Linked DNA regions of Homo sapiens: region 2 is linked to region 1. The links are chromatin loops, found by intact Hi-C in ENCODE. Cell type or tissue: dorsolateral prefrontal cortex. All regions are shown on one strand. Each heading gives the region's core, and the rest is flanking DNA. Links, peaks and the distances in the headings are about the cores only. Region 1 has its middle 110 kb from the start of CREB5. Region 2 overlaps CREB5 (cAMP responsive element binding protein 5).

Region 1 (2,812 bases), core at 114-2,613:
TGCAGCTCCTATCACTTTAAAATGTCCCCTGGAGTTACATTTTGTTAGATCTTGAGCTCCAGCAAGATTCTCTGCCAAACTTAGTACAGTCTTGGGGCCTCTTGAGTTGTGGAAGCCGGAGGTGCGCCATCTGCTTACTTTAAAATCACAGTGAATGCTGTATGGAACTGGTTATTTTCAGTTCCTTTTTTTTTATTTCCGAATTTTATTTAAATTTCAGGGGTACATGTGCAGGATGTGCAGGTTTGTTACATAGGTAAACGAGTGCCATGGTGGTTTGCCACACAGATCATCCCATCACCTAGGTATTAAGCCCAGCATCTATTAGCAATTCTTCCTGATGCTCTCCCTCCTCCCCACCCACCTTCCTACAGGCCCCAGTGTGTGTTGTTCCTCTATTTTCAGTTTCTATATAACTTTCTGTTCCTTAGACATTTGTTTCTTGGAACCTACATCTATAAGAAGCTTAGCTATATTTCATATTGAGTATTTTTCCCATGAGTGGAAATTCTAAATTGAAAAAAAATCAACTAATCCTACACACAATTCTGTAACAGTGTAGTCTAGGTAAAATGCAATACTAGAATGCCATTCAAATTCTTTACCCGAGAATTAGCTGCAATAGCCAGAAACTAATGTGGCTTTTCAAATATTTAGGTTTAGCGTAATTATAAATGTACATAACTAATGATTCATGAACTCTCAAATTATACATCTGCGTTTGATTTTATGTTGAAGTGTTTTTAAATCCTCAGAAAATGATGTTACCAAATGTTTCTGGCTCACTAAATGTTCTATTTAAAAAAATTCTTAATCAAAGGCAAAGACTCATCCGGCACCTTCATATAAAATTTGATGAGTGGGAGATACATTTCTTGTAATGTAAATGTAAATGCATCCGGCTGAAGGAATTCAGAGACAATCTTCTGGAATCTTAAACACAATTAATAACCCACCAAGATGATGATCACTGGTGTTTTATATTCCTTCTGAGAAAGGCTATAAGACAAAGCATGGATTGACTGAAGATGGAAATACATGTGACAAAGTCACAGTGTGAATGGACAGGTTAGGTCCCCCATCCCATCATCGTCACTGTCTTACCTGACTGCTTACTGCTTATCATCCTGACGGTGCAGGATTCTTCCTTGGCCAGAGAGGATTTTGCTGGAGTCAGAAATTCAACCAACCGTATTGCCACTGGGTGGCACAATTGGAAGTCTCTAAAGAGGTCTGGGCTTTAAAAGGGCCTCTCCCTCTGTCCGAAGGACTGGGATTTATAAATACTAAAGCTGCCGGCCATTGTGATTGCTTTTACTTTGGGACTGTTTATAAAAGTGAGGGAGTCTGTGGCCTTTCAAAGAGTGTGGATTTCACATTGGAAGCCTCTGTGTTGTTATTCTATAGGAAATTAACTGGAGTATTTTTTAAGTTTGTCTTATTTTTGATCTGATGAATCCAAGGAGTGGAGCAAGAGGCAGATTTTGGACACGGTTATGAGAATGACAGAAACTGCCTAAAGCATTTATGCTCTGGCATTCGTCCCTGTTTCTGGAGGTCCAGTAAGGTAGGCAACAGCCATGTGTAGCTATTTAAATTAAAATTAATTAAGATTGAATAAATTAAAAATTCAGACCCTCAGTCATACTAGCCACATTTCAGTTGCTCAACATGTGGCTACTAGCTACCATATTGTACAATACAGATATGGAACATTTCCCTCATTGCAGAAAGCTCTAGGCAAGGCTACTGATATTCTTTTGTTATTGTCCTCAAAAGAATAGACAAATACTGGATGTTTTTTGCTCATGCTACCTGAAAACCTTAGGAAGTGTTATTCACTAGCATTGATTGTGCAATGTGACCCAACAAACATTTATTTAACATTTACCCTATGTTAGATAGATATATTTTGCAATGCTGCAATGTTGTGTTACCAAAGTTTAGGAGCCAGGGCAAACTAATATACACATTGGATAATGTGTTTGATGGACATCAACATGGTCTTGAAATTGAATCTACATGTTGCGTATTGTAAGAATCAATCTATACCACTAAGATTTTGATAATTAAATGTAATTATTCAGTCAGTCCTAATTTCTCCGGATCCATTTTTGTGTAATGTGTTGCCCTTTTCATCCTGTTTTCCGTTTTGTTATTTATACTGCTTTTTAGCTTTATTTATTTATTTATTTATTTATTTATTTATTTATTTATTTATTTATTACTACCTTAGGTGTTTCATTTCACTCATACAGGGAGGGATGCTCACCTTGTCAAACTGTGACCCTCCATTACCCGTGCAAGGATTGCTTGAACTAGGCTTCTCACCTTCCTCATATGGTGCTAGTTCTCAAGTTTTGGCTCCCATTGAGAATATCACATTTACACACTGACTGAATGGGCTGTGAGAAGATAATTTGCTTGTCTAATATTTGTGTCAACATTCAGGAGTTTTGATTACATTTATATGCCGTCAAGGCAGCTTGGTGAAAAATGAAAATTTCAGGCAATTTTGTCCTTTTCTCAACAGAGCGTATGTCCATCTCCAGGTGGCTGGTGTTGGGTGGACAATAAACAGATTCAATTCTACAGTTATTGAACATGTCTATGTGCCATGCCCCTGTGCGTAGTACCTGTGGGGACAAAGGTGCATTCAAAACAGCCCATGCTTTTGAGGAGTTTTCATACTAGCAGTAAAAAAAATACACATTTAAACAAAAATCCCAGTGAACATTTCCTGTTGCCAAAACGTTTTGAAACCATGGATAGTCTGTGCCGAAACTGGTTGAGCATTAGTGTGTGTGATTTA
Region 2 (2,812 bases), core at 213-2,712, 330 kb after region 1:
GACATGGAAGGAACTCCAAAAAAAAGGCATTCTACCCCATGTTCTCAGAGTTGACTTATATAGTCAAAAAGAAGAGGGTCCTTGTTAGTGGCTGGAGTTAAAATCCCAAAGCACAGTCCGCCAAAACCTCATCCAGATGCAAGTGTGTGGTCACTGGTCATGCATTTCTGTTTGCTGAATTCCATACAGCCAAGGCAACTGCGTTGCCTTGCTGAAGATCCACAGGGGAAAAAAGTTATGTGTGCTAGGATGAAAAAACATGCAAGCAGAGTTCTCCCTCATTGTCAGGAATGTTTGATACAGCAATGTTTATTCCATGGCCTCCATCCATGGAAAATGTGCTATCAGACTTTAAGAGGAGTAAATCAACACAGGTCTTCCTTATTGGCCACTCATTTTGTTAAAATGACATAATATCATAGAGGATCATCTATTTCAATAAGAACAATTTTCTGAAATTATAATAGTACATGCATTTTAGTGAAATAACTACTGTAAGAGTCTTTTAAAAAGGTATCTAAGTTGTCATTAGGTACCATATGCTTTTCTTCAACTAATTTCTTACACCCTCTGGGAAAAGTTTACGATAATGATATCCTAACAGATTGTTGCCTTTCTTCATTGGAGTACATTCATTTATGAGGTCATTCTATTTGGGTGTGTCATTTTATATTTAACGTATGTATTATTCACATTAAGGTAGTATAATTCATTGTTTTCTGTATCAAGTAGAGATCACTACATAAGTCATTTATTTCTACCTTAAAAGATTGCTTCTTGTCAAATGCTCCACTGGCTTTACCATTCCTGTGATTTGAGTTGTATGATTGTTAATATAAAATATTTAGAATGATTGAAGTGTGGAAGAGTTCAAATTTGAATTGAAAATTTCCTGGTAGTCTCTTGGAAAATAGCACTAATACTCATTGACTGCTGGCTATATGCCCAGGCTTGTTCCAAGTTTTATGTGTGTTAACCCACCCATCCTCACAACAATCCCATGAGGTGTGTTATTATGACTATCCCCATTTTACAAACAGAAAAACCAAGACCTGAGAGGTTAAGTAACCTGCCCGTAGCTAAGGAGCTACTAAGTGCTGTTTCTGGGATTCAAACCCAGGAAGTCTGGCACCAGGATCTGCTCTCTTAACCCCTCCCCTCTGTTGCCACTTCAAACCCTGGGGTGATGGAACAGAATCGATTTTATTGCTTCTAAAGAGCATTTACTTACTCTTTTAAACGAGTGCAAATAGATCGTCCTCTTTAGCCAGGGAGAGAAGGAAGAGCTATTCAAGAAGGGATCTAAACAAGAAGCAAGAACTTGTTCTTTCTCATGCTCCATGGAAAGGCATGGTGAACAAGGCAAACTATGTCTTACTCCCCCTGGTGTTCAGAAAGGGAGCCTACCGGGGGCCCTTCATCAGATTTGGGGAAAGGGGCCCCAGGACGGCTTCAATTTCTTTTCTGTTCCTAGGCTGGAGAAATAAAAAGCAGCCAGGATGTGATACAGGGGTTTTTTTTCTCATCTGTTTTTGCTCTCAATGCTTGCAATGAGTTAGAAACAAGTCGACATCCACTTGCAGCCCTTGACAGACAAAGTTATTAAAATTTCTAATTTCCTAAAATTTCTCCTGTCCTCCACCCCATCCATTCTGCTACGCCCCTGGCCTTCTGCCAGGGTGTCTGGTTTTCCATAATTAAGATGGTGGTTCATATAATCTTTTTTTTCCCTGTCTTCTACCGTGGCTGCTGGGCATCTGTTCCAAAATGTCTATCACAGTTGCCTTGGTATTGTCAGCTTGGAGTTTCTGATAGCCCAGCATTTGATAGAGAAAAATTTAAGATCACCTCGAATTTTCAAGGCAACTTGGGACCTTGATTCCTTTCATTAGATACAATAATACTTGAACCGTTCGTTTGAAAGAGTGGCTCAGCCCTGGCTACCTGTTGCTCTCACTTGGGAGCTTTAAAACAAATACCAGTACTTGGGCCCATCCCCAGAAGGTTTGAATCATTTCTTCTGGGGTGGAGCCCAGGCATCAGTATTTTTTTTACATGAGGTCACGGTTGCAAAACACTGGGCTGAATTAATCTTCTGGCTTAAATTTGAATACCAAGACCCTGAAAGGCCTTGGCTCAGAAATAAGTAAAATTCATTTAAATGACCAGTTGTAGCTCCCATGACCTGCCTCTTGAAATGCAAAAAAGGGTTTTCGCCATGCAGTTATAGTCATTCACAGATTGGTGGGATAGCATGAAGTTCTTCACTTCACACTTTCTAAGGGCCCCCTCTACCCCGCACCCCTGGACCTCCTCTGGCCATATCCTCTTCTTTTCAGCTTATCTTCAGCCTTAGACAAACCTCAGGGCATTCATTAGAAATTATTTTCATGACAGTGGCTGTTGTACTGAGTGTTCAGTAAATAAAAATCTGTATGTGACTTAGTCCAATAAGCAGAGGCTATTGTTATGGTGTGAGGCTGCTTCTATTTCTTATCTGTGAAATAGAAGCAATGATGCCTGCCTTGCCAAATTGTTCACAGTTTATATAATTTATATGAAATATCCTGATCTACCCACTATCACGCAGCAGTAATGCCTCTCTTTTCCAGTTATTTGGAAACTTCCCAGTTCAGTGAAGGGATTTCTCTTATTCTCTTATTCTAACAGGCAGCCAGTTCCTCTTCTTACTACGGTATTGCCCAACAGGATCAGCTCAGCTTTTCAGGGATGTCAGAGAGGAATGGCTCTCATATCTCTCGTCAGTCTTTAGGGTCTCGAGACCCTAAAGACTGACAGCAATCCAGGACTT

The links. A loop is a pair of places that touch in the nucleus more often than their neighbours do. Peaks named below come from ENCODE experiments on the same cell type or tissue, not always from the same donor. Only the 100,000 strongest peaks of a DNase experiment are listed, where the experiment ranks them.
Region 2: a loop joins it to region 1, with 3.0 times the contacts of the local background. A loop is called at or near these places in 41 of 110 quality-filtered maps.

What each region holds. Positions count from the first base shown.
Region 1 is chr7:28,297,875-28,300,686 of GRCh38, forward strand. It overlaps a transcript of CREB5 not described here. Among named protein-coding and RNA genes, the nearest start is that of CREB5, 110 kb to the right of the region's middle. In dorsolateral prefrontal cortex, for the core only: a CTCF peak has its summit at 1,196 (motif pointing right); DNase peaks (open chromatin) are centred at 114 and 1,187; H3K27ac peaks cover 1,275 bases.
Region 2 is chr7:28,625,428-28,628,239 of GRCh38, forward strand. All of the region lies in intron 5 of CREB5 (cAMP responsive element binding protein 5), which reads left to right. Among named protein-coding and RNA genes, the nearest start is that of CREB5, 210 kb to the left of the region's middle. In dorsolateral prefrontal cortex, for the core only: CTCF peaks have their summits at 1,401 (motif pointing left) and 1,602; no DNase peak of the experiment used is centred there.